Regions from separate parts of the Mus musculus genome. Here region 2 is linked to region 1. The links are chromatin loops, found by intact Hi-C in ENCODE. Cell type or tissue: left cerebral cortex. All regions are shown on one strand. Each heading gives the region's core, and the rest is flanking DNA. Links, peaks and the distances in the headings are about the cores only.

Evidence for each region. Peaks named below come from ENCODE experiments on the same cell type or tissue, not always from the same donor. Only the 100,000 strongest peaks of a DNase experiment are listed, where the experiment ranks them.
Region 2: a loop joins it to region 1, with 2.8 times the contacts of the local background. A loop is called at or near these places in 3 of 42 quality-filtered maps.

The regions. Positions count from the first base shown.
Region 1 is chr5:39,311,893-39,327,530 of GRCm38, forward strand. It overlaps LOC115490181 (a long non-coding RNA gene), which reads left to right and starts at 1,457. Exons shown (of 4, transcript XR_003955907.1): 1 at 1,457-1,508; 2 at 6,553-6,769; 3 at 7,437-7,456. Gm40292 (a long non-coding RNA gene) reads left to right here. Exons shown (of 3, transcript XR_003955906.1): 3 at 1,076-1,432. In left cerebral cortex, for the core only: no CTCF peak of the experiment used is centred there; DNase peaks (open chromatin) are centred at 4,810, 7,137 and 7,544.
Region 2 is chr5:39,607,116-39,622,753 of GRCm38, forward strand. It overlaps Hs3st1 (heparan sulfate (glucosamine) 3-O-sulfotransferase 1), which reads right to left. Exons shown (of 2, transcript NM_010474.2): 2 at 6,820-8,289. The coding sequence starts at 8,183. The coding sequence ends at 7,248. Among named protein-coding and RNA genes, the nearest start is that of 4930513D17Rik, 11 kb to the left of the region's middle. In left cerebral cortex, for the core only: no CTCF peak of the experiment used is centred there; a DNase peak (open chromatin) is centred at 8,370; H3K27ac peaks cover 1,170 bases.

The DNA of each region.
Region 1 (15,638 bases), core at 2,804-10,803:
GTTTCTAGGACCCAACTAAGAGTTCTAGTCAATGAAAAGCTTTAAACATTGACAAGGTGAAATTCTTGAAAGGTGGGAAGAAAGGAGAGAAACTGAGTAACAAGAGCAATCTGACAGGAGGTTTAAATGACATTGCATACGGCATTCTGAAGGAAATTCAAACAAGACTAAATAAATTAGGAAGGATTGCTTCATCAGGATGCAAATATTCATGCTATCAACTATTTAGAGGTATTTATTTTATGAATATGGGTATTTTGCCTGCCTGAATGCATGTTTACTCTCCTGATCCCCTTGGAGATATGAAGAGGCACAGGATTATCTGTAGCTAGAGTTTCAGATAGTTGTGAGCCACATGTGAGTGCTGTCAACCAAACCCAGGTTCTCTGCAAGAGCAGCAAATTCTTTTTAACTTCTAAGCCATTTTTTCCATTCTCCTTCTCCATATTATTATGATGAGGATGCTTCAAAGGTTGTTCAATGAATTCCATGAAATTCCTGCCAGGATCCAAACTAAATGTTTTATTTCATACAAGTTGACAAGCTGATACAAGTTGAAAAAAAAACGATGTGGAAGTATAAATAATCTACAAAAACAAAACAGCATTGAAAAGTTGCAAAGTTGAAGACAAATACTAAATATTCATAGCTCATTTAGTTCCTCTTATGAAGCGAGGATAACAAAAGCCCTATGGAAAGTAGGCAAAGGCTGGCAAAGAGACCATTAGAACAGAAGAGAACTTTGAGATAAACATGGACATATGTGTGTTTTACAAGGTTACAAAAGCAGGTCTTGAGGAAGGAAAATCTTTAACAAATGTAAAAAAATTGGATTTGCATATACAAAAATAATCTTTAACTAATTTCTCCTAACATACACACAAAATTTGTCACAATTATAAATATCTGATGTATAAGATATATAACCAAAAAATTAAAAAAGATAAGCCAAAATTCTTTATCTTATGTAAAAATTTTCATTAAATGGAAAAATCTGTTCTTGATTGTTAACAATACCAGCTTCTAACTAGGGTAAAAATGTATATCTGACACATGTCTTTCATCTTAAATACAGGAGGAACCCATAAATCTCAACAATAGGAAGATTAGAAAGAAATTTAGAACAGAATGCAAAGATTTGAACAGATAAATTGTTTTAAGAAGACATGTGGATGACAGCTAAGTGGATGGAAAGATGTTGGACACCATTTGCTCCTGGTATAGACAGATTAAATCACCATGGGATATGCGAGGTGTCTGCCAACGTATTCCAACCCAATGATGATTCCAAGTGTTGTCAGACATATGGAGAACCTGGGACCTCAGATATACTCCCCAGGAGAAAAAGTGGTGTAACTATCTTGGATATAATTTGCTAAATTCTATAAAACATTAAGCTCTCTATTATATGACTTGTTCATGTCATTCACAGGTATTATCCAAAGGACAAATAATGTCTTCACAGAGCCTGGTACATGCCTAGAAGTTTTATTTTTACCCACTTATCGGTGAGTACATATCATGTGAGTTCTTTTGTGATTGGGTTACCTCACTCAGGATGATGCCCTCCAGGTCCATCCATTTGCCTAGGAATTTCATAAATTCATTCTTTTTAATAGCTGAGTAGTACTCCATTGTGTAAACGTACCACATTTTCTGTATCTATTCCTCTGTTGAGGGACATCTGGGTTCTTTCCAGCTTCTGGCTGCTATGAACATAGTGGAGCATGTGTCCTTCTTACCGGTTGGAACATCTTCTGGATATATGCCCAGGAGAGGTATTGCAGGATCCTCTGGTAGTACTATGTCCAATTTTCTGAGGAACCGCCAGACTGATTTCCAGAGTGGTTGTACAAGCTTGCAGTCCCACCAACAGTGGAGGAGTGTTCCTCTTTCTCCACATCCTCGCCAGCATCTGCTGTCACCTGAATTTTTGATCTTAGCCATTCTGACTGGTGTGAGGTAGAATCTCAGGGTGTTTTGATTTGCATTTCCCTGATGATTAAGGATGCTGAACATTTTTTCAGGTGCTTCTCAGCCATTTGGTATTCCTCAGGTGAGAATTCTTTGTTAAGCTCTGTACCCCATTTTTTAATGGGGTTACTTGATTTTTTGAGAACTCACATGATATGTACTCACTGATAAGTGGATATTAGTCCAGATACTTAGAATACTCAAGATATAAGATAACATTTGTGAAACTCTTGAAACTCAAGAAAAACGAAGACCAAAGTGTGGACACATTGCCCCTTCTTAGAATTGGGAACAAAACACCCATGGAAGGAGTTACAGAGACAATGTTTGGAGCTGAAACGAAAGGATGGACCATCTAGAGATTGCCATATCTGGGAATCCATCTGATAATCAGCCTCCAAACACTGACACCATTGCATACACTACCAAGATTTTGCTGAAAGGACCCTGATATAACTGTCTCTTGTGAGACCATGCCGGGGTCTAGCAAACACAGAAGTGGATGCTCACAGTCAGCTATTGGATGGGTCACAGGGCCCCCAATGGAGGGGCTAGAGAAAGTACCCAAGGAGCTAAAGGGATCTGCAACCCTATAGGTGGAGCAACAATATGATCTAACCAATACTCCCGGAGCTCGTGTCTCTAGCTGCATATGTATCAGAAGATGGCCTAGTCGGCCATCAGTGGAAAGAGAGGCCCATTGGTCGTGCAAAGTTTATATGCCTCAGTACAGGGGAATGCCAGGGCCAAGAAGTGGGAATGGGTGGGTAGAGGAGTGGGGTGGGAGGGTACAGGGGACTTTTGGGATAGCACTGGAAATATAAATGAAGAAAATACCTAATTAAAAAAATAAAAAATAAAAATCCAGTGACATAAAATAGTTTTATTTTTAATTGTTAAAATTGAAAGATAAAACATTCAACAAAATGTATATTCATACACTAGAATAATACTTTGTAATAAAATTGATCAATTGTTGACATGCTAGGAACCATATACAATGTAAATCACTTGAAAGTAAATATACGGGTGGAAGAAGATATGATAGAAGGACATACTGTGTGATTCTCTTTGTAAAATTCTAGGAAATACAAACTGATAGATCACAACAGAAAGCAGTATAGAGCCTGCCTGGAGATCTGAGCATGAATATTTTAGGGGGTGTATAGCAGGGAGTAATTTCAGGAAAGCAGAAAGAACCTTGAGTAGGATGCACCTTCATCATCCTTGCCAGGATAATGGGGTCCTAGGTTCAGTGCTTGCTGGAATGTGGATTTAAATTTCAATATGTGTAGCTTAACAAGAATCAATAATGCCTACATAAAGCCATTAACAACAGACAAAAATGGGGTCAAAGAAAAGCAGCAGTTTATGTCAGCCTTAGGAGCCCATGTAAAACTGGGGTTGTGTTTGGAGTAAGGAAGGGCTTCAGCATCTCTTAGGGACGTTTGCAGAATGTCATGAATTGAAACTGTCCCAAGTTCAGAGGTCATTGCCATCACTTTGCTTAGGTGATCCCATTGTGACTTTCCACTAACAGACATGTGGACTGAAAAAGAGCCTGGTAATGCCAGAGAGCCCTGATTCCCCAGAGTCTCGTGAAATAGTGCTTGGATCTGATTACAGCTGACTTGCTGCAAAACCCATTCAAGTTCCACAGCACAGAGCAGCCTGTCCTTGTGCTGTATTCCAGAGGGCAGGATGAGATTAACCACATTTAGCTAAAATACAAAACGGAGCACAGTGACCAGCATCCAAAGTATGTCAAAGAGTTGTGAGAGCTCAGCAGAGAAAAGGAAAGAAGCGTTCTCACCAAAAGAGATGAAATGAAAAGTGGGAAAGTTTCTCTAAGCACGACGTCCATTTCTGGGCCTTCTGGGATGGATAGAACAGGAGCAGGTTCAAGTGGAAGGCAATCACATTCCATGTGTAAGAAACTAAGTACAAAAATCTTTCAAAAATGGAAACACAATGATAATGTTCTTGGAAAATGCTACAGGATCAGTTCTTTTGAGAAGAGCCATCTAATTCTGTTACTATCGTAGGACACCCAAGACTGGATAAGATATAAAGAGTTTTATTGGCTCTTAATTCTGGGAAATCAAAGTAGTATGGCACTAGTGTCTGGCTTCATCTTAACAAGGCATCTAAGGGGACACACTTTGAAACCATATATAAGAAAATAGAAACAACTGGAGACAGCCCCACGGATTCTTCTTAACCCTCATCTATAGAAGCTAGCCCCATAGAAGTATCTGACTCATCCCTGCTAGAGGGAATGAATCCCCAGTAGAAGTAGGACTGTTATGAACCTGATGGCTTTCCACTAGCCACACCCTGTAAAAATCATCTATCTCTCTATAGTCTCGCACTGAGGACCAAGCTTCTTTGAGCATCAACTGCTGTCAGGTAGAACATGTCCAACATGTTCAAATACAGCAGACACATGTGGAAAATTACAAAGAGCAAAGCTGACTTGAAAGTTTCATTAGGGATTGCATAATTTTACATATTACGAAGGCCAAAGAACATGCATGTTTCCTGAAAGGTCAGCAGACTCAGAATGAATAAGCAATAATGATGTGTCCTTAGTTCTGGGATGTGAAAAAAACATCACTCTTTCAAATACCATACATGTGTAGAGAACTAATCCAGAATTTTTATATGGGTAAAGTAGTGCATTCATGGTGACTTGCTGAAGACAGTGTATTCCACATGTCCCCAAAATTGCCTCTGTCCTCCCTCTCCTGTGCTGCCAGCCACTTTCAGCTCAGGATCGTGTCTGCACTGAGATTGCTCTGCACGATTTTCCAACAAAGACTTAAAGATAGGAACACTCAGTGGAGGTGATTTTATCACAGCAAACAACACTTTGCAGGAAGCAGATTCCTGTCTGTAACTGTGGGCAGCAGTCAAAAGCAGCCCCCTGGATTGCTGCAATGGAGAAGCTCTTAGCATAAGGAGAAAACTTCAACCTGGAAACTGAAGACTGCACGGTGTAAGCTTGATGTCTGTCAGGGTCTTGAAGAAAAGAAGTGGCCTTTCAGTCACTAAACACACAGGTCTGGGCTCCTCTGCCAGCACTCATGTAACTGATGTTGTTCTGCAAATCTGTTCAAGCAGTGAACATCTGTTAAGCACTCACTGTGTGTCACACATGATGCAAAGGTAACTGGAATGAACAGTTGTCATTTTGTCTGTTGAGGGTGCCTTCTGTTCCTCCTTTTGATCAAACAATAATGTTCGTCCTTAGATATACCTTGGGCATCCCTACAGCCACTTGGATGAGAGGTTGGCTCATCCAGATTTGTCCCCAGTCTTATTCACCTGTCCTCTAAACTCAGTAGCTATTCCAAGTGTGGACTTGGAACCTGATCCCAGCTACCTAGAATAATCTTCTGCAGAAGCATTTGATTATGTGCGTGTGCATTTGTGTTGAGATATGTGCAGTGAAATGTAGTTATCCATGGGGTAAAGAAAAAGAGTGTGGGGTTCTCTGAAATTGGTGTTCCACTTGATTGTGAGCTACCCAACAAAGTGCTAGCTAGCATCTGAACTTGAGTCCTCTGGAGGAGCAGTAAAAGTGGTTTAAGTAAGGCTTAACTACTGAGCCATCCATCCAGCCTGAATGTTCTCTCATCTTTTTAATTATAAAATATCAGGATAAAATCTCGAGTCATTACACAATTATGACTAAATAAAAGTTCACTTGAATTGTGACTGTATAAAAGCTACTGTTGAGGAGTAGAACATGACTCAAGTGATATCAAGACCTGAACATGGGAATCTGGATGCAGCCTCACAGTCAAGCCAAGCATTTCTGTTCTGAGTGAGATGTGCAAAGTAGGTTGAAACCTACTTTGCAATGAATGCAGGTCAGATGGTATGCAGTGGTACCCAAATGTATCCAAGCTCTGTGTTGGGGAAAAAGCTCCAGAGATATGTATGGTGGGATCATTACATTGCAATGCCACAACTAGTCGGGTGGATGCATATGCAAATGTATAGAGTCAGTGCTATAAATTAATTGCAGTGGTAGACTACATACCTGGTTTCGCAGGAGGTCAATAATAGGACATAAAATTCTTTCTTTATATGGGCTTGCCAGAGCATGTTCCTCAAGAATAGTTTAGTGGTTTTGTTTCAAAGCAAAAGTAGGAGTGACAGTCCAGAGAGAAGAGGGTATAAATATGTGGTTTTAAGGTACTGGGTGGACTATTTGTATGGTTGCTGATGTTGGGAAGGAATACATGTGAAAGAAAAGGGCTTCCTAGTGACAGCGTTCTTGAACAGATGTTATCCCACCAGCAGGAAAATGCCAAGCTGGTCACTCAGTGAGTTTTACGGGGCTGTAGTGCATCTTAGGAACTGACTTGAAGGCACAAGAAAATTATGCAGGTCCAGTGAATCACAATCAGCAGCTATGTAGAGGGAGGGGGACTAGAAAGAACACCTCTGTGTCCATCAAGTCTGCGAAATACACTTTTTTTTTTTTTTTTTTTTACTGTCCATGAGACCCATTGACCTTGAATAATCTTAAACCATGCCCTTCTTGCTGTGCTATTTCTGTTATCTCAGGACAGTGTTCCAGGTACACATTTCTCCTGTAGAGGCTGCCAGTCACCCTATTTATTGCAGCAACTTCTTCCTACCTAGAAGAAAGCTTTCCTACAAGATTGGTGAGACCTCTCGGCTTTGCTGCTGGAGAGTTCTAAGACTGAAGTTGCTGAAGAACTGGAGCTGTTTCCTACGTCCTCCAAATCCCTAACACTCCAGGGCTCACCACCTGTTGATGGTCAGTGAATATTTACCCAACAGAACTGATGGGCTTGCCCTGGTCCCAAGGTATGAATGCCCAGAGTGAAAACTTCACACCTTCACTTCTCTGAAAGTTGGAGCTACTAGTTTGTCATTAATTATCCAGCCATCGGAGCATTTGGGCTTAATATTTTAAGAAGCAGAATTTTAATGAGAAATGAAGTGTAAATATTTATGCCCCCAAATACAACACAGCAACAATTAATGGGAGCTTCTTTCTTGAGTGTCAGGGTTTCGGAGCATCCTGTTCCCTAATTATATTCCACAGCCTGTATCTGAAGGCCTGGGCTATTTTGACTCACCCTTTTGCATGGCCTCGTTTTTGTAAGTACAAAAGTTCAAGAATAAATATAGGACCCAGATCGGTCTTCAAGAGCTAACCCAGAATAAGCATGGTGAATCTATATAAGAAATCTGATTATATTCTCTTGTGGAAAAAAGATCCGTTCTTTATGTCAACCTGCTATAAATTTCTATAATTGTCTAAGCAGGTATTCGTCTTCTCCAACATCTGCTAGCACTGGCAGGCCCAAAAATAAACTTCCACATTAGCAACTTGCACTTAAAAAAAAAAAAAAAAAACATTTATCCGGAAACATCTGCTGAGCTATTTTCTGTTTTCTCCCTCCCTCCTTCCTTCTCAGGTCCATGGAAGCAGAATGAGGTGAGCATTGCAACTTGGAATTTCAATCTCAAGGAGCAAGGCTCAGAAGGAAAACAGCTACTTGGGGAGGAGAAATGAGAGTGGGGAAGATTTCAGGAGACAGACATAGGGTAGATGATGGGCAGCAGCTGTGGTGGTGTGGACAGAGCTCTGGGAGCCCAGGGTGTGATGCTAAATTCAATTCCACTCTCAAATTTTCACAGGAAGATTCAGGCAGGGATCTTTCCATCTGAGCCAACCTTGTAAATAATTATAGTTCCTATCTTAGAAACACTGCAATCCTTACAAAGAACAGCACACACAAATGTGTTCGGCATACAGCAACATTGAATGCGAATGGATCGAATCGAGTGTAAACAGACAAATTAGTGTTATGGTAGAAACAGTCCCCATCACTCTGACACTGGGCATTTAGATACTCAAATTAGATACCTGGATCATCAGCACATCAGCTACTGTGCTTTTAGTCCTCAGACTCTGTGACAAGTACCAAAGAAAAACAGCTCGGAGGAGTAAATACTGATTTTGGCTTGGGGGTTCAGAGGCTTCAGTCTATGACCCACTGACCCCATTGTTTATAAAGCTCTGGCAGAGAAGAAACCTTGTGGTGGAAAAGCAGGGTGGAGGAATGGAAGGAATGGAGGACAGAATGTCATGGGAAAGAGAGAAGAGAGAACGGGAAGGAGAAGGATAATGATGATGGCAATGAGGAGAAGGAGAGGAGGAGAGGGAAGAGAAGGAGGAAAAGTAGGAAAAAGGAGAGGAAAGAGACACAAGACATAACTCCACAGGTATCCCTGCCACCCTGTGACCCACTTCCTCCACTCCCACCCTATCTTCCTTCCATACATTTGACTGATTTCTAGTGGTCCATTCAGCTAAGGCATCCATCAGAGGCCTCATAGTCCAATCATTGTAGTCATGACACCAGCTTGGGACCAAGCCTTTCACGCATATGTTTTTTTGTTTGTTTGTTTTTGTTTTTTTCGAGTCACGGTTTTTCTGTATAGCCCTGGCTGTCCTGGAATTCACTCTGTAGACCAGGCTGGCCTTTAACTCAGAAATCTGCCTGCCTCTGCCTCCCAAGTGCTGGGATTAAAGGCATGCGCCACCACGCCTGGCTCACGCATATGTTTTTTAAAGATGATTTTACATTAAGTTCATCTGTGTTTGAGTATGTACCTACCATAGCATCCCTGTGGAGACTAAAGGGTAACTCCAGAGACAAGTTTTCTCCTTCTTCTATGTAGGTTGGGGGTAGGAGCAAACTCAGGTCATCAGGCTTCGCAGCAAGTGTATTTATCCCTTCAGTCACCTTGCTGGCCCCACCGATGAACCTTTTAAGAGGTCACTTCACATTCAAATAACAACTCATAAGAAATAGGAAGTGAAGGTGAGAGCACTTACATGAACTTGAGCTACTCCATTCAAGGCTAAGTCCATGATTTTTTTTCTTTGAAAACTCCTTGAGAGAAATCGAAGACTGGGTATCAGCTACCTGCATCATCACTGGCTTTAATGCAGCCCCAAGTAACCAGCAGGGGACTGTGGGAACATGTTGGATCAGCTTTGGAAACACATATAGTGCCACTGGGCTTCTGTCCTTGGCCTTTCTAGTGTATGCACACTAATTGGCCTGGGAAGTCCTGGGTATTTGCCTCCTTAAAAGACTTGGCTGATTCAATGGAGGTTCCTCTGAAAATGCAGCCAGCTTGAGACCTTCTCAAGGTGGGTTTAATTGCTCTCTTCTCTTAGGTTAGTGTGTTGCTTCCATTGGGGGATCCCAGCTATAATCTTTCACTTTCCATGCCTATGTGTATTATGTTGTAATAATAGATATATTTTCAAAAACCAGTGCTGTTTCATAAGATGTGTTTTCCTTATATGATGAGGACATGGGATGTGGAGAGAAAGGTTTTGCTCCACAGGGACCCAGGCCAATATAGACAGGATGTAGTAAGGATGTGTCTTTCAAGGTCATGTCCATTTCCAGGCAGATGGAAAAACAAATCATGAATAATCATGGTGATGATTTTGAAAGATGAGAATAGGAAATAGCAGGTGTCCCTCTGTCGTGAGCAGCAGATCCCAGAGAGGTGAGGAGGTGTGCGCTCAGGATGGCTTATCATATGAAACTTCTGCATCAAGACTACATAGAATTTGTTTAGTGAGGCAGGACATTGAAGACTTAGGAGAGTGGCTCCTGGATCATGATTATGTAACTTGAACCCTGATTATCCATCTTCTTCATCAATGGTTTCCTTACCTGTGAAACAGTCTTGATAATATGTGTTGGAATAAACACAAGGATTCTTAGGAGTTAAAGGCATAACCACATTGGCAATGTTCCATGATTGGGTGAAAGCATGCTATTTGTTATTTATTTAGTGGTACCGGGGATCAAAACCAGGGTCTTACCCAGGTACTCCATCATTGATCTACATCCTTAGGCCTCATTCTAGTTTTCCAGTTTCCTTGTGATAGATACAACAGATGAGTGATGTCTAGCCTGGTAGAGGAGTTATCAGCATCCCTATAGATGTGCTGGCATTTCCTCTGCCACTGCTTTTCTGGATATCAGTTGGTATTCCCAATTCATCCAGTTTTTATTTAACCTGAATTGATCATCTTTGTCTGTCATCAAAACTCTGTAACTTGTTCCCTAGATCACCTTGTGTTCATTTATGAATGGGTTGGCATGAACTAGGAGTATTCCAAGCCTGCAACTAGTACTAAAATTCCAACAACTCTGCTTCCTCCTACCTAATTTTTTTAAAAGCAATTAACATCTTGGATACACATATAAAGAGATTATTCTACTTATAACAAATAATTTATGCATGCAGGATACTGCACCCTGACAAGCCAGATGGGTGCTGTTATTTTATTCTTTCTTGAGTTTTATGGTAAAGGTTACTTCATACTCATGTTTACAAAGGTGGGCTATATGCAGTTGTTATGGGATTTATTTCATTTTTATAATCACATTTTTCTAAGATTAATATTATAAATACAGCCATCAATTTAACCTCAATTGGCACACATGTGAGATGCTTTGCATTATCACATTTATGTGTGTATGTGTGCATGTGTATATGTGTGTGCCTGGGTGTGTGTGTGTGTGTGTGTGTGTGTGTGTGTGTGTGTGTGTATTCTCTCAAGCCACAGCATGTATGTGGTGGTCATGGGGAAAACTGACAGGATTGGGTCTTCTCTTGAACACATGGGTGCCAAGGATGGAGCTTAGCTTATTGGGATTGGTAACAAGAGCCCTTACCCATTCAACTACCTCTCTGGCTGATTAAATTTGCATTTCACAATGCTATAGCAGCTCTTCGTGTAGATATTGATTGTATAGCCTCTTTTCCTACTGCCTCATATTAAAAATCTCTATTGGGCCATGAGTATTTATCAGGTCCTGAAATTATTTTTGTATCCCAAATATAACCACTCCATTGCTACATACACCAAAGTCTCTCTTATTCTGGGCTTTCAACACACTTCTGTATTTCCCCCCCTCTAATTTCTTTAAGGCTCCATTTGCTTGGGCTAATTAACTCACTATTGGCCCCATTTCCTTATCATATTTTTGAAGACAACCAACTGTGTCCTTTTCAAGTCTGCCCTATGATGACAATGGCCTTACATCCATCCATTTAGGAAATTTTTATGACTTGGTGAATCTAGGTGATGACTTTCTGATTTTAAGGGGTTGTTTTCTTAAAGTCTATTCTATGGTTATGGTGTATAGTCAAGGTTCATTGCCCCCAACCACTGCCTAAGTTGGGTCTTCCTCTCTCAAATCTATGGGCTAGGAGTCTGAGAAAATCACAAATAAGTGCACCCAGGCATTGTGAGGGCGCGATTCCTAACATGTTCTAAGTTGACACAGTTCAGTGTTGCTTCTAATTCTTCATATTAAGGTTGAGGGCTTGACATGGGATCTCACGGCTGGGAATTAGTGGCAGATCTGAGCAATCTAGACATGCAGCTTATAAATATTAAAACTGAGTTGTGTGTTTTTGCACAGGCTTATTGGAGCTGGAGATTTACTGCAGAAATTTACTACAGAGCTACACTCACATCCTCCATCTTCTATCCTTCTAGTTTTTATTTTTATTTATTTTTTAGAAAGAGTCTCACTAAATTACTGGGGCTGGACCTTGAACATGCCCTTTAGCCCACATTGACCTGTGGTTGTAATCGCTTTGCCTCAACTTTTCAAATAGTTGGATATAATAACTGCCATTATGCTCAAATTTAAACATTAACACTGAACATTAGCAAATGAAAACAAAGTACAAAATTATGTGGCCATGAGTTCCCCCCATCCCTCCTCTACCCCAAATTCAAGTAATATATTTCATTTTCAGCTTTTCCTGCTAGTGTATTAACTGGAGGAAATCAGTAAGTCTTTGAGTAATTCCACCTTTAATGAACTCAATTTGCTTTCTCTTTTCATCCATGAACTAGAACCTAAGATTTTGCTTTTGAATGCATGTCCAGAGAGAAATGGTATTTTCAAGAACAAAGAAAAATAATTACTTTTAATTTAAAACTTGTGTTAGGTGAATTAACACTACTTGGGCTCACTATTACCATTCAGTAAAAAATAATTGATCATGGTATCTTAGCAACAGTGAGTTCATGAATGGAGGCAATTCTGGTTAGCTTGCCCTATGTCAGATAACGACAGTTTCCTCGGGGCAACATAAAAATTACCTTTTTTTCCAGATAAAATAGATTGAAGCAAAAGTTCTGTTATACTATAAATTTTCCCTTGTATTCTTTGAACTCTTAACTTTGCTACTCAAGATCTGGTCACGATCGGACTTTTCTTAACACAGAAGTACTGTTTGTTCTTCCTCCTCCTTTATTACAACTTAGTCTGGTGCAACAATCCTAGATGTGGGTGTAAAGTCTTTGCATCCCACATGCACAGCACCACATCTTTTACTTAAGTTTGGAGATGATGAAAGTTTCTTCTGTTGTCTAAGCATAATATCATTCCAAACCTGGAGGTAATCACAAGTTAACTTTCTTAGTCACGGGGTATTGAAGTGTTACAGTGAATGTTGTGGATATAAAGATTATGAGATGTAATTATTATTGATGTTACTGTTATAATTATGCCTTGGGGCTAGATAAGGCATGCACCAGTATACAAAGATACACTTCACAAAGCATAGTCATAGCATTGCTTCAACAGGGTATCCACTAAGGCATTTTCTCCAATCATCTGATAGAACTGTTGAACTAATCCATTTCAAGCTGTTCTTTAATTTGGCAAAGCCGGGCAGGGAAAATGACTGATGCCTGTGTATGGATGACCATATGACATTAGAAGTTAAATTAGCCTTTTTATTCCCCAAGACCTTGTGGCAGCATGTCCCATTCTGAGTCAGAACTGTTCATTCCAGACTTCCTTTAGGTCATTCTGAGACACCCTCGTTGCCCAGAGGTTATCTATCCTACACACTCCTCTCCAAAAGCTCTATTGCAATACTTCTTTCTTATAAACTTCCGACTCTTCCTCACCTCCTGCAATAAAAGATGTGGACTGCTGTGCTCTGGCTTGCAAATTGCTTTTCCCACCAGTCTAAATGGCAGGTTGCTGAAACAGAGCATGCTGCTCTATCCATCAAGGCAACTGCACATGTGACTTCTGTTTGCTCACAATGTCCTTTCTCCTCGTTTTACCCAATTAACTCCTATCCTTCTCTGACCCAGGTCTTCAGTGACATTCAGCAGCATGTCTCCAGTGACCTCTTGCCCTTGAAAGAAATAACCTTTTCGTCCATTTAGCTAATTGTGTACCTTGTCTGTAGCTGTCATTGAATGCCTCACATCCAATCCTGCTTCTTCGAAGAGAATGTAAACTTTAAGGGTTTGAGGACCACGTGAAATGTATTTTAAAATGTAGACTAATGCCTATCAACAGGCTAATCTCTGCTGTACTGATTTCTATCAGTTTGAATGTCATTGGGAAATTACTTCACTTTCAACTAAAGTAGCATTTATTTTGCCTGTGCTATGTGACATCAGTGAGGATCCCTAGAAGATCAGCTGTGAAGAATGCAGAGGGATCTCTGCTTTGGTAGAAGTTTCCTCTCTAGATACAGGCAGGCTTATTATAAATACAGGTTCCACTGAATCAAAAGCTCCAGGAGAGGGGGGATGTGTCTTCTATCGAAATTGCTCTCTATGCATGGACACTGTCTGCCTTCAATACGTACTAAATAAGTGATTGGGCTGGACAGTCCCACCTCCTCTACAACAAATTAGGTTCATGATTTGCAGTTTTGTCTATTGGCATTTTAAAATCTAGAATCCATGTTGAGCAATGGATCACACCAGAGTGTCTGGCTCTAATTTTAGGAGACAGAATGTTACAGGGCTAACAACCATCTGTTTCCTTTGAGCAAATCTGTAACTGTGAAGTGTGAATACAGATTTTTATAGCATTTATTGAATTTTTAAACTACACCATTTTTGATTTATAGAAGGAAATTTAGAATTTTTTTAAAGCAAGAAAAAAAGTGAAATTTATTTAGAGGTAATTTTTGTAAACTGTGACTGAGTCTTCATTTTACCTTTTAGCTTTTATATGTATCTGCAAAACATTGTATGTATATATATGTGTGTGGGGGGGGTATACATATATATATATACATATCTCACATGGTATAATTAAGTTATGAATATAAGTAATGTGTAATAATAATACATGGTTAATTTGTGGTATATTATAATACTTAATAAAACAATATTATCTGTATTTCCCAAAGCTACAGTATTTGTGTTAATGGACACATGTTCAGTGTGTATAATATACCTGTAGTCTCTTATGTGAAGTTTACAGGAATCTGTAGATTATTTTCCCTTAGATTTTACTGGCAATTATTTCTTTAATCAAGAATTTGTAAAATTACATACAGCCAGTGACTGTAAAAATGCAAATTAAAATGAATCTTACTCTTGCGTATATAACTCAGGGAACTCCCCCTCTTAGCTCCTCTCCATAGCACTCAAATCTATACATGCCAGAGAACAGGGACACAGGAAGCTTGGGCCTAGGGAATAAAGGATTTAAGGATGTATTGGGTGGCACCCTCACAAGGTAGGCAGATTTATACCCATGTTACCATGGACCTCAGATGTGGCTCAAATGACATCAGTAGGCTAACTTGCCAGGACTGACTGAAGAAGTGTGGGGGATCTCGTAGGTATCCTTAATCATTTTGAAGTTACTCCCCTCACCTAGAACATAAATTCCTGCTAACTGCTATGGTTAATGAACACACTCCTCTATGTATGCTTTAAGTGTTATGTATCCACAAGAAATAGGACGATTCTTATTACACTTACTTTAAATACAACGAAAATGTCTAAAATTTAACTAAAATTTACCCACAAGTATTAGATTTTTAGAAACACTGTGCTGTGGATAAGCAAATATTTTTAATTGTATTACCCAGTGAACAATGATAGCAATTAATAAATATCCTTGGGTTAATGTACGAATATATGAAAATGCATACATCTGTTTCAGGTCTGATGCATGGTAGGTTATATGTGGCCATACGATATTAATAAGCACATGGGCTCCTCCATTATTTAACTTAGAGTATTAAATATTAAATCAAAATGCTTTCTAGAATTTGCATCATACTGTCTATATAATTACCTGTATTTCTGCATATTGCTTTTTTTCAATAAGCAAAACATTTTGAACACTGTCTTCCTGTCATAAATATACTTTAAATGCAGCTGAAACTATTCCCTCAAGCTTGTTTTCTTAGACATTGTAGTCATCTGTAAAAACATGAAAATGACAAGCATTTATTGACTATTTTCTGTGTATTAGAAGTGCTAAAAATTTCCAAACATATTCTCATTTCTTGCATGTGAAGCTTAAAGAATTAAAGTTAAGTTTCTAACTTCCTCTTGTGATGTTGTTAAATGTTTTCAGAAACAACACAATCCTATTATGCTAAGCTGAGTTAGAAAGCTTCTAAAAATTATGAACAGCAAGCATTGACTACTTCCTCTTCTAGGCAGGAGATAAGGCCATTTAAGAAAGCTAACTTTAGGAATAGGTGTTTTGTTTTCTAGATGAGTGAGGCAAAGCCTTCTGCTTTCAGAGGTCTTCTTATTCTTCAATCAGCTACATGAGATAGTC
Region 2 (15,638 bases), core at 3,827-11,826, 300 kb after region 1:
CATCTATTAACTCAGTGTAGGTGACTCAGGAGACCAAGCCTGCCATGGGAGAGTTTCCTAAGATAAAAACAAGCTTTCAGACAGAACATTTTCTAATCAGTATCTTCTTCTTTGCTCACTAGTGTTGGGAAAAAATGAGATATTTGCAAACATCCATGCTGAATGTTTCTAGAAATACCCTTAAATTGTACTAGCCACGACAGTTCTTTGGTATATCATCTTCTCAGAGTCCTGTTATCCATAGCAAGCAAAGCCAGGAGGACATGTCTCCCCCTCCTTTATCTTCATTCCCATTTCTTTCTGAACTGATCTACTAAATTAAAAGTTATTTTCTTTGCCATACAGATTAACCTAATTAAGGTAACAAATGACCTATACTATTTTCAAATGCTACTCAGATGTGAGGGGAGGTCACTAAACAAGATATATACATCAAAGGGCGGGTATCTTGGGACCACTCCAGAATTCTTTCTGCCAGAGACTTTTAGGTGATGTTGGTCCTGAGCTTCAATCTGAGTTGTCTTTGACCTCTTTGCACTCACCCTTGCCACTGGGAAAGATCTCTCTTCCTCTTTGAAATGGAGAGTAGCCAGGAGGCCAAGTGTGCTATCGACCACTTAGGAGAGATTTCTGGCAGCCAAGTGTGTTAGAGACTAACCTCAGGAGAATTCTGGAGGCCTGGTGTGGTAGACAGTACCCAGGGGATAATGATGGAGGCCAATAATACTAGTGACCCCTCCCCCCAGGGGTGACCGGACTCTGGGAAAATGCTATCATTGTCCTTTAGTTTCCTCATGCATAAACAAGGTTAATGGTAACAAAGGCCCATAGGTTACTGTGAAGACTAAAGTATAACTCACCTACTGTTTATGGAATTATGACTTCAAGATTGTTCAATTGTCCATTATCCATGTATTGCTTATAACAACTGTGGGAAAGGCATTATATCCCCTAATAGAAAGTCCTAGAAATTAAGATATTTGTCAAAGTTCACATAGCTATAAACAAGGCTGCACAAGAAATATTCATTCTTGGATTCATGGGCAGAACCTAGAGAACAGAGGTCCAAGAAATATGAATATCAATTGTCAGTTTGAAGACATAATGGTGTGCCTAGGAGAACACTGGAATATTTGAGTATTCCAGAAGAGGCTGAAGAGTGTAGGGGAGTGGAAGAAAGCTGGGCAGCAGGAAGATTTGTTTAGTTAATAAACATTTGTAATTCCAACATCAAGTATAGTACTATTTGCTGGCTCTGCGTTAATAAGCAAACATGTGAAACTTGGTTTGGTTATTTCCCTAGGGGCTTTCAAGGACTGAATAAAACACCATATTGTTAAGTGCCTAGCAGTTCATGGACCAAAGAAAGGACTCCCAGGAGGAGGCCACACTGTGAGGCTGGGGTGTGATGGAGAGAATTTTCACATTAGATTGACAACTAGACAAGATTTATCATCCATAAACAAGAGCTTTCTATCTACCTCCCACTTAGGCAAAGTGCCACAAGGTTGCAGTTAAGAGGAAGACTGACCCTGAAAGGAACATTGAAAATGAAGAGAAACACTGTACTGTGGAGCAGAAATGAATTAAAGCAATGTGATTTTATCTGTGGGACCCAGAAATATTTCATGAACCAGAATCTCAAGTTTTACATTAATGCCTTGAAATTATTATTTTTTTTTTCTGAAGTGGGTTCTCCCTATGGAGCTCATGCTGACTTCGGACTAGTGCTCCTCTTGTCTCAGTTCACCACTTCTGGGATCATAGGTGTGTGCCAGCATGCCTGGCTTCATGAATAGGATTTTGATGATAGTCTAATAATCCAAGGAACAGAGTTTACCTGGTAACAATGTCATATACTATCATATTTAAGCCTTCAATGTAAAAGCCAATAACATACACTTGCTTTCTACTCATTATTTTATTAAAAGTGGCATCTATAGTTCAGTCATACTATCTATATTATTTCCATAGAACACGACATAAATGCAGGTTTATTATCTGACATCTGGTGTCCTAGAAGCAAGAGCTGAGCTGATTAATTCATTTACTGAGAATGGGGTTTCAAAATAAAACAAAACAAAGCAAACAAGCTAACAACAACAACATCAAAAACCTAAATGAGTGGAGGAGGGGGGAAAAGTATGGGAAGAAATAACCAGGTATATTGTTTAGAAGTCTGAACCCAGGCTAATGTCAAGGGGATCTATGAGCAGAAATTGTACTATGAAGTAGCCTGTGCAAAGGCAAGGGACTTGAACAGTCAAACATGAGTTATTTGTTCTCCCCCCCCCAAGAAAGGGGGTGTCATTTTGCAGCTTTCTCTATGTAATGTGGCTTTTGTTAAGATAAAACTTCAAGAACACATTTCTGTGGAGCTGTTAGTACTCTGCCTTTAAGGGCTATAAAAGATGGAGAAGCCATGGGAAATAGGATCTGTCTGGGCCAGTAACAGCAATGACTAGTATCATAGCTGGCGAGTGAGGGACAGAACAAAGACAGTGAGTTTTTGCTGACCACTTTACAATCAGTTCCTGTCTGTCTCTTGAACCTCTAAACCTATTCACAGCTAAGCTCTACGTGTGCACAGTTTGCTGGCCTTTACCATTCATCTCATTAACTTTCCTTCCAAACTGAGTTGAATATCAGGCCATTTTTACCACAGAGGAAATTAAGGGTCTGAGAATTTGTACTGAAGGCTTCATGGTCAAATTGGGTTAATGCCCAAATCTCCTGATTATAATTGTGTTTTCTTTCTCTTTATCTAACTGTGGAATTTGAGAAAAGTGTAGTAACCTTGACCTCAGTGGGAGCTGAAGATGCAGGGCTGCTCCTTACAAGAGGGAGTCAAGCAACTGGATGAGCTGATGGGCTATGGTTCCCTTGCTTCTTCTATACTACTGGGGAATCCTTGCCCCGGTATTTCTCTCATGCTTGGTGATGTATCCTTCTTTTAATTTCTGCCTGTTGCAACACCCTTTAGGGCATCCTTCCTGTGTGGTCCTATGGACACTGACTTTTCAGTCCTCTTTTGTCCAATCTCTCATCCTTAAGTTTCTTGATAGATGCTGCCCTCTCGATGAGGCCTATGTGTTTCTTCTCACCTTGACTCACTATGGGATGGATTGAAATTGCATAAGTTCAGGACTCTAGAAAAATTCTCATATGAAACAAATAACTTTCTCTGTCATCAGAAGTCAATATTTTAATCTCTGTTCTTAAGTTTCTTCTTGACTGAAACTAGGGTACTATTTCTTACCTCTCATAGTTTTTTTTTTTTTAAGTTATGTTGGAAGCAATGAATATAAGATATGAAGCACATAAATAGTGTGTAATAATGATGGTTATTTTTGTGCAATTTCCAAACCTGCACAGGATTCAGACACATGGGGGACTACCTCCATCTTAGAAACCTCCTGACAAGACTACAAGTGGCTACAAAGCTACATCTTGGCTGCTTAGTGTGTTTAATCCAAGCTACATACTTGCTAGACAAGACTTTTCCCTGTACTTCTCCTATATCCCTTCCCTCCCCCATCACCACTTTCTGATTCAAGACATGCCTTTACATAGGATGTATTCCTTTGGTAACATCAATGACTTTCATTTTCTGGCTCCAGGGCAATTTTTTCACAACGCCTTGTTCCAAAAGGACAGGGCCTCTGTGACCCTTGAATTAAGTGGCTTTGGTCATAGCTGTATTGCAACTTTTCGGTAATATTTTTTCTTTCTTATAAAAAATGATTGGCAATCAGGAAAATAGCATACTTCATTCTTCATTCATCTTCTTTCTACCAGCTGGTTGACTCCTTCTAGGGGTGTGGTTGAATTGATGCTAAATTATGGAACATATTGCCCTATCTAATGTACACAACTCAAGGCCATTTCTCTTGCTGTCTTGGCACTTCTTTGATTCTTCTTCAAACCCAAAATACTTAACTCCAGTAACTTTCCTTTTTATATTCTTGAAGAATTAATACTACATTCGCTATATCATAGGATCTAAAGAAAAAAAAAACGTTTTAATGAATACAGTGGACTTTGCCTCCACAACTGTAAGCAACAGACAGGATGGGCACTGGCTACTTCAACCCTCCATTTCTACTCTGTGGAGGATAGAAAGAGAAAGCCATCCTGACCTCAGAGGTATAACATGTTTTTTTCATAAACTCACTAATTCCCAGGCTGTTAGCTGATAGTTATATAGTACCAACTGGATTTCAACATTGTCCTGTTCCTAGAGGAATGAGACAATGATACAATTCTTCCTTTGAAACAGCAAATGAGGCAAGAGCCCAACCCTGTACATAATGCTTTGCTCAGCAAATCTTAGCTGTTTCTCTAGAGCTCTCAAGTGGCTGTAGCCTGGGCTTCAGTAGGTACTCCCACCTCCAGCAAGGAACTATCTTTGTTAATAGGATTGGCATTCAACCTGATCAGGAGAGACCAAATACCATTTGACTCCTGCCTTACTGCATTTTGTTCTTATAGGAATGGCCATGGGTCTATTGCAGTATCCTCTGAAAAGGGGTAGGATGAGATCTAAATACCTGGAATAAAGTAGGAAATGATAGGGGTTTTGCTTCTTAAAATGTACTGATGACTCACTGGAGTTTTATCAAAAAAGAAAGGAAAGAAAGGAAAGAAAAGAAGAGAGAGAGAGAGAGAGAGAGAGAGAGAGAGAGAGAGAGAGAGAAGAATTAATGAATGAATATATGCTATCACTGGGACTCCTGCATTTTCTCTAGTGGTATGTGCAAGACTATGACTCCCTGAGTCAGTATTCTGTTCCCCCAATAAAGCAATGCATTAGATTTACATCCACTGACCACCTACAATGTATGACCCCCATGCCATCAGCTATGCCAGTACTAGCAACTCAGGCTTATTGATGCCAGTTCTGACTCTCCTCATTGCTAATTAGCAGACAAGTGATTGCAGCAGACTAGGCTCTAACCATAACATCTCCAGACAAGCATCTTCTTGGGCACCAGAGATCACCACCTGAGCTTTCTTTCTGTCCCAATATCCCTGAGCAGCTTTGGAAACTTGATTTAATCTTTTTTGGAGCCCCTCATTCTTCAGGTAAAGTCTCATAAAAGGCCAAAAAGTATGCTGCAGAGGGAAGCACTCTGCATATCACAAAGTCTATGGAAATCGGCTATAAATATATCTGGTTCTGCTTCTGAGGAGACAGTGGTTGATGGATAAGCTTAATGAGTTCTGAAGGGGAGGGAATTCTCTCCTACTCTTAGTCTTAGGCAGGAATGGGGTGTGGGCCAGGTTAAGGTCAGATCAGGCTGGGACTGCTAAAATACAACCAAGGTGACTCATTTCCCTGGAAGGCTGCTGAGAAAAATGTTGGTTTCCCCTTGCCCTTCCTCTGGCTCAAGTGCAGCTCTTCGGGTGGAAAACTTTTGGCACCAGGAAAAACATGTCAGGTCAAGTCAGAAAAACAACACCTCTGAGTTTGACCTTTTCTTTAGAGTTTAGATTGAGCTAAACAGAAAGGAAGAAAGAGAGAAAGAAAGAAAGAAAGAAAGAAAGAAAGAAAGAAAGAAAGAAAGAAAGAAAGAAAGAAGGAAAGGGTTAATTGTGCTTTGGATGTACCTGGGCTCTGAACCTGATAGTGTGACCTCCGACAAGTGCCCTGTTTTTCAGGGCCTATTCTCTATTCTTTGAACTTGTCAGAGTAATACCTCCATCTTAAGTTTGCTTGGGGGAAGTTTCAGAGTGTTCTAAGATGGAGAAAACAATCCAGGATGCCTGCTTGTGTTTCATTCCTTCAGAACAAACTGTCAGGAAATGGTTTTATTCTGCTCTCTTGCATTCTTTCCCACTGTCATGATCACAGTTTATTATCTTTATTATCTTATCCATACTTATTACTATGGAAAAGACCTAGTCTATTTAATCATAAAAGGTTGATTATCAAGTATATGTGACAATCCAGAGACTTAGAACTGGCTTTTGTGACCAGCCTCTGCTTTGTGGCTGTTCTAAGGAGAAGGGAAACTTACGTGCGCAGGTGCACTGGGTTATATTGTGATTTTTTTCACATCTTAACTTCAGTCCTTGGGAGTTTTAATTTTTTTCCTATTCAAAACTATAAAGTTGGAGCCAGTTTTGAAGTTATATCTCTATGAGTATGATATAGAAGGTCATAAGTGCATGTTGATCTTTCAGAAGACAAATTCTAGAGTTGAGCAAAGGCTACTACTACTTATTCTGCTCCTCATGCGAGGTTTAGGCTGGACAGACACACACAAAGAGAACTTGAATGTTTCTTGCTCTCTCTTAAGTAGCTTTGCGGAGGCCAGTTGCCCAAAAGGCAAAGTTTACAGCCCCAAGATCATTCTGAAATCCAAGGGTGTAAGTTTGTTTATTATGAGATTTGCCATATCCTCTAAGACTAATTTGGATCTTAAGAAATCTCTTGCCAGTTCTCATCTGTTTTTAAGTCTCAGTGCCATTTTCTTCACTTAAAACTCATATGCGGGGGAAGGGGCAAAAAATAAAAATAAAAATAAAAAACCCAAAACTCATATGTGTTAAATCTATACACAAGCTGGCAGAGGTTAAACCCACATGAAGACTGGCAGGGGTTAAGCCCTCATGCAAGCTGACTGTGGTTAAACCCATATGCAGGCTACAGGGGTTAAACCCACATGTGGGTTGTCTGAACATGGATAAAACTGCCACTTCCAAAAATAATACTCTCGGTGAGGAGGAAATTCAAATTTCAAGTAAAAACTAAATCTGAAGACAACAGTCAGGCATTAAAATAAAAAAAAAAATTCAGAAAAGAGAGGAGCAACATCCATAATACCAATAAATTTTTTTAAGCAGAAAAAGATTATAGATTTGACAAGGAGGTGAAAACAAAGAGCTATTTTGGATTGGAGGCAGGTTAATTATATTTAAAACAACAACAACAAAAAAAGAGGTCTCCAGAAAAAAAAAATCTCTTATTTTTTCAGTGCAATAGTTAAGTTCCTTCATATTATAGAGACATATACACAATGTTAACAACCATGAAAAACAATACAAAACGCCCTCCATTTAACAAGTAGAAAAATATAACTACTATATATGGCAACTGTGAATCTAATACTGTACAGAAGTCATTTGTGGGTTTTACAAATAAATTATAGCTTAAATGCCTTTTTAAAATTATTTTCCTCCCCCCTTCAGATGTACACCAGAAGTTAACAACAGGAAAAGTCCCGAGCCTAGGAGACGGCAAATCAGTGCCAGTCGAATGTTCTGCCCACGAGCTTGAAAAATTTCTTATTTGGCTCATGAAAGTATTCGTGCAGTTTATCAAGTAGTTTGGGATCCACCTGGGGGTGCGCCCGGCCTTTGGACTCGTGTAAGCAGCGGTCCTTGCCACTGTCCCGCAGGCAGTAGAAGCCCTTGGTTTTGTTAAAGTAGAAGTTCGAGGCGTTGATCTGTGGAGAAAGCTTCAGGAATCTTTCGACCTTCTGGATCTCAGGGAAAGGGTCTCTGATGAGGCGGTCGCCATCCACAATGTGGATGTGGCCCAACGGGAAAAAACGCAGCCAGTTCAGCATGTGTGCATGGTACAGGCTGCGGTTGAGAGCCTTGTAGTCCAGGTTCAGCCGACCGTCCCGCATTAGGAGGTCCTCAATGGGTGGATAGGGCTTGTGCTTCTGAAGGTGGTTGTACAACACCTGGGTGTAGTCGGACAGCACGCGCTCTGATGGGTCCCTCAGGATAAGCAGCAGGCGGATGGTGGGGTTCATGCTGTGGATTCTCTCAGGCACTTTGGGCGAAGTGAAATAGGCGGGTGTCTTCTCCACGGTGAGCTGGTGAGGGGAGGAGAAGGGCATCTGGGTGAGGTACCAGCCCAGGCCTTGGCTGTAATGCTCCTCCCAGTCAAAGAAATGGACCTCGTTTTCAGCTGCAGCAACATCAGGATGCAGGCTGAGCATCTCTAGCAGGGCTCGGGTACCACCCTTGCGCACCCCAATGATGATGGTCTGTGGCAGCTGCTGTGTGGAACCATTGGATGCTGTGCCTTCTCCGGTGTCCTCTGGGAGAATAATCACCTTCCTCAGAAGCTCCTGCTGTTTGAGCCCCGGGCCAGGAGCAGCCGGGTGGGAATGCACAAGCTGGGGCTGGGCCACCAGCAGCACCGCACCCAGGAGCAGCAAGGTCATGCTGTACAGCTCAGGGACTTCACTGGGCCACACGCGCCTGGATCATGAAGTAGCAGCAAGGCTCCCTCTTGATTACTGGAACATGAGTATCTCCAGTTGCCAATTACTAGGGAGGAAAAGAAGCAGCTTTTAGCCCCAAGCAGACATGGAAGTTATCCAACATCTATAGTCGTGAGCACTGTCCTCACCTCCCTCAAACGCTCTATTCTATAAAAGAGGGATAACAAACATTTTCTGTAAAGGACTAGAGAATAAATATTTTTGGCTTTTGGGACATATAGTTTCTATAGCAACACCAATTCCAACTGTGCTTTTCTGGATCTGAGGCAGCCACAGACAATAGACAGAGACAGGGGCGTGGCTGTGTTTCAATAAAACTTTGTTTGTGGACACAAAAATTTGAATGTCAAATAATTCTCATGTGGTATTAAATATTACACTTGATTTTAAGATTTAGGTCGACTGTGTGAGTATGTGTGTATGTTTGCAAATATTTGCTCATGAGTGCAGGTGGCATCAGAGGCAAGAAGCCTATGATTCCGTCCAAGTTGGAGTTAAAGGCATTTGTGAGCCCTCCTATAGTGGGTGTTTAGAAGTGGATTCTGGTCCTCTGTAATAGCATTATGTGTTCTTAACTGCAACAGCCTTTCAACTTTAGAAAGCATCTAAAGAATATCTTCCTCCTGTCAGCCTCTGGTGGTATGGAGGCTCAGCTGATATGGAAGCAGACTAGTTTCTGCACACCCTGTCTCCCACCAGGGGTTTCTATTCCAATGGGGTGGATAAGCCCATGTGAAGGAATGAATGAAAAGTCCAGTGTTTCCCCCAGCATCAGACTCTGGTGGCTGCTTTGTCCAGGACACTGTGTTTCTCAGTTTGGGGTCTGGCCAACGTATACAGACAGATGTGACAGTAAGCGGAACTCATCTCTGCCACAAATGCGTTATACCTGCAGCTATCTATATCCTTGCAATAAGAACAGGTCTGAGCAGCTACAGGTCTGGGTGGGAGGAAGGACAAATGACCCTGGCTCATGAGCAAGAACCAGTGGCTATTGTTTGATCGCTGGGTTTGGGGATGGTTTGTTGAGTTTGGCAGAGGGAAATGTGTGTACACTGACTGCAGGCAACAGGCAGCAGGATGACTGACACAGGCTGGAGTTGGATGTTAGGTTGACATTATATGGAGATATGCTTACTCATTTGCCTAAAACCATTGAAAAGTCATCATAACAGAAGACATTGAAGTGTGCCTAATGGGATTAAAAAGGCAACATTATCAGAAGAACACAAAGCTTTACTATTTATAAAGTGGCTCACAACTGGCAGAGTTCATTGTCATCACAGCCACACAGGGTGACATCGGAAATAAAGGTTAAGATCAACATCAATATATAGATTAGGGCCATAAAATATAAGAACACAAAAATGTCATAATAATTCAATTTAAAACTCAGGGCCCAATTTAAAAGTTCTAAATGGAGAACTTGTATGCTGGCAAACTTCCTCCCTTAGTTCCTCCGCTTTTTTAAACTGCATCACCTGTTGTGATAAAGTCCTTGCAGGACATCGACTGTTGGCCTAGATCTAGGGACTCACACAGATAACAAGCTGTGGTTGCCACTCTGAAAATTAGACACACTGGAACCATGTTTGTCATTCTCCAACAAAGAAACAGAGGCACTGGCTTGCTTTGGTCATTTGCAAAGGGTTGGAAAAGTCACAGCAAGGGGATTGTAGCGTTTCTCCAGTCAGTGAAATGTTTGCTTCTTCTTTATATCAAGCTTATCATTTACTTGACCATATGCATGGAAAAAGAACAAATTCAGGGCCCTCAAGTTTGTGGTCCTCAGACACAAGGATTTGTCATTTACGAAATGTATGTTAAAACCATGAGCCCTGGCTGGAGGGTGGCTCAGTGGTCAAACATACTCGCTGCTCTTCCAGAGGAGCCAGTTTCACTTTTAGCTCAGCATGGTGGCTCACAATTGGCTGTAACTCCACTTTCAGGGAATCTGAAGCCTCTTTTGGCCTCAGCAGTCACCAGATACACATGTGGTCTACATACATACATGAAGACAAAATAATCACATACATACAAAATGAACAACTAAGATAAAGCCAAAGCAAGAGCTTGAGCACTGAGCCAGACAGAAGTCTAGAGAGTAGCAAGCATGAAGCAAGGTGGACATATGAACTAGGAACTCTGCAAATGGGACTGGAGGTCAGTGAGCACACCCTTGGGGGAAGGTGTTTATGGAGGGTGTGGCTAAGCAGTGTGGGTTGGGTTGGGTTGGGTTGGGTTGGGTTGGGTTGGGTTGGCAAAGGGTGTGAACTCAGTGTGATAAGATTGCTTTCCTCAAAGGAAGGATTCAGGAAGCTTTACTAAAAGATCTTTTTCTTCTTCACTGTTCAAGTGAATGGAGCCAAGAGCCATCTGTACCTGCTCGTTACACATTTGAGGGCAGTTTGCCCAGAAAGTTCAAGGGCAAAGAATGAACCACAAGTGAGACATGGGTGGCACTAACTCTGACATGCTTGTGGTGGCCACAGCCGTCACTTTCTGTCTTTAGACTCAGGACCTGAACAACCAATAAGTCACAGGATTCAACACTCATATGACCAACACACAGGTACAACTGAAATCTGTATTATCTGGCTGCTCATGCTTTCTCTGCCTCATTCTGAAGTAAATTAGTCACCACAGAATACACCTGAGACTCTTCCTAACAGGGAATTACCAACAAACAGCAGAGGAGATGCTAAATATTGTTTGTCTGGAATGCTGAGAGAGAAAAAAATAGTCCAATTGTTTATTCAGTACTAAATGGTCAGCCCTGAAAACATACAAGCAATGTACAGACTGTACAGGTTATATTTATGGATACATAAATATAAATATATATGTATATATGTATATATACATATTAGCTATAATTATATATGTGTGTATATATATATACATATACAAATATGCATGCAACAACAATTAACAGAAAAAGAGACCATGAAGTTGAAAGCCAGCAATGTGGGATATGTTGAGTGTTTTGGAGGGAGAAAATGCAAAGGAAAGATGATGTAATTATATAATAATATCAGAAATAAAATGAAAATTTAAAACCAGACATTTAGGCATTCAGAAACCCCTTGTTTTGAAAGACCTCCAAAACGGGGGTGGAGGGGGCAACCCTCACTCATGTCCTGGGATGACGTGATGCCCAAGAACTCCCGAGAGACCAATCATGATGCGAACAGCAAGAGGTTTAATCGGGGAAAGGCCAGAGCACTGGGGACGACTTGTATCCCACACAGGGGTAGAGGAGTCGACCCCGAGCTCAAGGGGTAAGGTGTTTATAAAGGCAGAAACCACAAATGCCTGGCATTGGGCTATAGCATTTGGCAAGCATAACGGGTTCGAGGAATGATTAGAGTATTCTGTCTGAACATTTCCTGAAACAATGGAACAAGTTAAACTTCTACTTTGTGGTTAGTACATCCTGGAACAATGGGGTGAGTTAAACTTTTACTCCCTGCCATTAGTAAGGTCTATTTCAGACACAAGTCTAGGGACTTTCATATTTTTTCACTCTCTCTCAGGATCTTTCAGTTTATTTTTGCTTTCTAATACATTTATTTATTTATTGTCTAGATCCTTTTCATCATAAAGATATTGGTGTTATTCAGGTAAAGCTGGCCAGTCCTACACACACACACACACACACACACACACACACATATACACACACATTCTATATATGTGTGTATATGACAAAATACAAAATACACAGTACACACAAGAAGAATGAGAAACATTTCAACCTAGAAATCTAGAGCTACACTGCATAGTATTTTTATCTCATTTCTTTTTGAAAACTATTTTATGCAAGAAAAATATAACATTATAGCACAGAGGTTATCATTTTTGTATGTGTATATACATATGCATGTATACACATAAAATTGTGTATATATATGCACATGTATGTACATATACACAGAAAATCCTGTATGTATATGCACACACATGCATATGCACACATGCAAAGAATGTGCATATTTATAGCTAGATATGCTGTACAAATGTCATCCATATCTAATATATATATGTGTGTGTGTGTGTGTGTGTGTGTGCATATTACATGTGTAAATGCATAGCATATATGTGGTAACATAGTAACTCATTTATGTATAGAACATATATGCACACAGTAATCTTATGTTTCTTGTGTGCTTTGATAGCTCAGGCTCTCATTGATACAATCAGAGTTATTTGGTCTTTTACTCACGGGAAAGAAAAACATCTCCAAGTTCACATGAACCTGAAAACAGTCTCTGGGGTTCCTGACCTTGACAATGGGTTTTCAAAAAACACGGAAGAGAGTCTTTTTGTTTTTGCCTTTCATTTCACACTTGAGGAGACCCTCGGGTGACTTGGCTATAGCCAAATTGAAACTTTTGGCCAGTGAAGTTCAGTCTAGTGACCTGAGGGCTATTACAACTCTTCCAAGCATGTGATCTTGATATATAGCAATGATAGTGAGGGATAGATGTTCACAAAGGAAGACCCAATGTAAAACACTCATCTATAACCCCTTAGCTCCCCATTCTAGAAGTCAAATATACACAGAGTATATATTGGGCATGGTATTTTAAACCCATTTATTGCTTTTAGGCAGTAGATGAGCAAGAAGATCTATACAGTCTGTAAGACCAGGCGAGGGATCCTGCCTCTGGTTTTGAGTTTAGACGAACTGACTTTGACTCTTTGCTTGAGTGTGATCATCTGTGAAATAAGAGTCTACCCCAAATGATTCCTTTGGAACTTGAATGAAGAAGTGTGTGCCAGAGAGATTTACCTAAGAGAAATGAGTCACATTTGTACTTTAAATTTTCTTAGAAATCATCTGAGAGAAATCTTATTTTATATGACTCAATGTATACAAAATGTCCTTGTTCCAGAATAAAATCATAATAACAAAATTAATGAGCAATTTTTCAGTATTTTACATTAAGTCTTGATTAGCCTGTGTGTGTCTTTCTGACAATAGCAGTCCACCCCCTGGCCCTGTGTTGCCTGGGGCAACTGAAGTGGGTAAGGCAAGAAGGTTGGGGAAGCTGTAATTCTTCTCTTAACAACTTCACAGAGAGGTCCCCTCCCAACTCACAGAGAAGTCCCTGAGCAGGAAAAGGACAAGGAAGGCAAGCCTGAACTTGCAGGTGACATAAATACATTCATATTCTTTCTGTTGATAACTTCATTATTCTCTCACAGGAAATAAACCAGGTGACCTTGAACACAAAGGGCTATCTGAAAGCTTGGAGCTGTCAAGGGCACAGACACAGATTATTCCAGGCACCTGGAGCTGAGGCCAGGCACCCTGGCAAGAACATAGACAGCAGCTCCAGCTTCTGCTGGCACCAGGCTATGGGCTGGCAGCTTCACACATAGCATGCCTGCAGTCTTGACAAGGAGCCGTCAGGACAGCTAGCATTGCTCGGAGAAAGCGGTGCTCAAAGGAATCAAAGGTTTGTCAGGAAAGAGTGAGCAGAACTCACACCCAAGTGGAGTCTGAGCAAGTAGACCCAGAACCTGGCCGTGTCTCTCACTTCTTCCCAGTGTCTGGGGTTGATGTGGCTGCTGGAAATCAACCCCGAGTGCTCAGAAAGATCAGGAAGGAAATACTCTTAATCACTGAGCCATATCTCTTGCCTCCTTGGTTCGATTCTTAACCAAAACGCGCATGCGTGAGTGCGTGCGTGCGTGCGTGCGTGCGTGCGTGCGTGCGTGCGTGCGTGCGTGCGTGTGTGCGTGTGTGTGTGTGTGTGTGTGTGTGTTTATCAGGCCTTTTGGGTTGAAGTCCTGTTTTGTAGCCAAACCCCAAATGGAGGAGGACTATAAAGACTCAGACTGGCTAGCCTGACAAAATTAAACCTCATATTTTATGGATAGATTATTAAGTCCAAGAGGGAAGCCATTCTCCTCTCTGCTCCTTTAATCAAAAAGACTGTTCTTAGATGTGCTGCGGTGACAAACTAAGAACTGGAAGAACTGTATCCTTCCCCTCCCCCCTCCACATCCCTGTGTCCACCTCATGACAGTACTGAATACTCAGTATGGAAAACCAAGTGTCCTCAGGCTCTCCCAGAGGGTGGCCTCCATTGTTCTTTGAATTTAGACCAAATATCTCAGGCTGGGGACATCCTTATTGTGGGACCTGAATGTCTCTTGGGCTTCACCTTCTTTCTTTGCCAAGCTCTGACCACACGAGCTTCTCCATGCCTCATAATTCACCAAGTTCATCTCAGCTTGTAGATCCTTGTTTCCAGAATGCTATATGCCAGGCTTTCTGAAGCTGTCTCTTTCTTGCTATTCAGATTTTCTTTCACCTCTGAACTTTCTCTCAATGGTCTTTACATTATCCAGTTCTAGAGGCCCCATCCATTGTACCAAATCACATCTGTCCTCCACCTCTCCACCCAGGCCTGCACACCACTGAGTCTCTTGGCAGTGACTAGTTTTCCCTCTGATGCTCACTCCAGAGAATGGCATTATTCCTGGCTCACTGTAGGGGGCAAAGACTATTTCCTCTATGAACTTGTCAAATGCAGGGGCCAGTAAGGCCAGTGGCTATAAGTTATAGGGAACAGACTTTAATTTAGTAAAAGGTGAAACATAACAGCCTATTCATTGGAAAGACTGCCAAATTGCCATGCCTCTCCTATTCCTAGAGAGTCAAGAAGAAGCCAGATGTTGAAGTGGGGGTTGGGGGGCAAACTTCATATTGCTCAGTGATTGGACAAGCTCACCCAGGAGTCCTGAAAACATCTTAATTAAAAAGGAGGGGTAGCTATGAAATAACCCTTCAAAAATATTTTAATTTTCTCCTTAATTCTTTTTATTACATAATTCCCATTATGACTCAGACTCAAAATGTGATTAACTCTAATATACCCTTGTAGTCTCACCAGTAGAACATATTCACTATCAGAGGACACATGCAAAATAGTTCATGAGACAGTGACATCCATGCTAATCTGTCTTCAAGATACCTTTACAGTCCTGCCACCTACCATGAGCACACAGCTAGCTCAAGCATGCTTCTCCTTTAGGGTAAAAGGCTCGGAGATCTAACAGAAGAGGTGGAAAGTAAGGGGTTATTTGCTGAGCAGTCACTGTGCAGAGGACAGCAAGCACAAGAGCGAAGGTCTTCTCTAGAACCTTCAACATCACCACCAGCAAGAATGGTTGTTTTCTTTTTATTTTGTACTTTTAAGCACTGACAGGGCGTTAGAGAATAGTGACGATGCAAGGAAGCTCTGGTAATTGGAAAGATCCAAATGGGAACTCTTATAGGAAGTAATCCCAGGTAAGCATAGTGCCTCTTAGGTATTCAGTGTATCAGGCCCCTGTTCTCCAGGAAGTTATATGGAACCACAGGGGTGTGTGTGTGTGTGT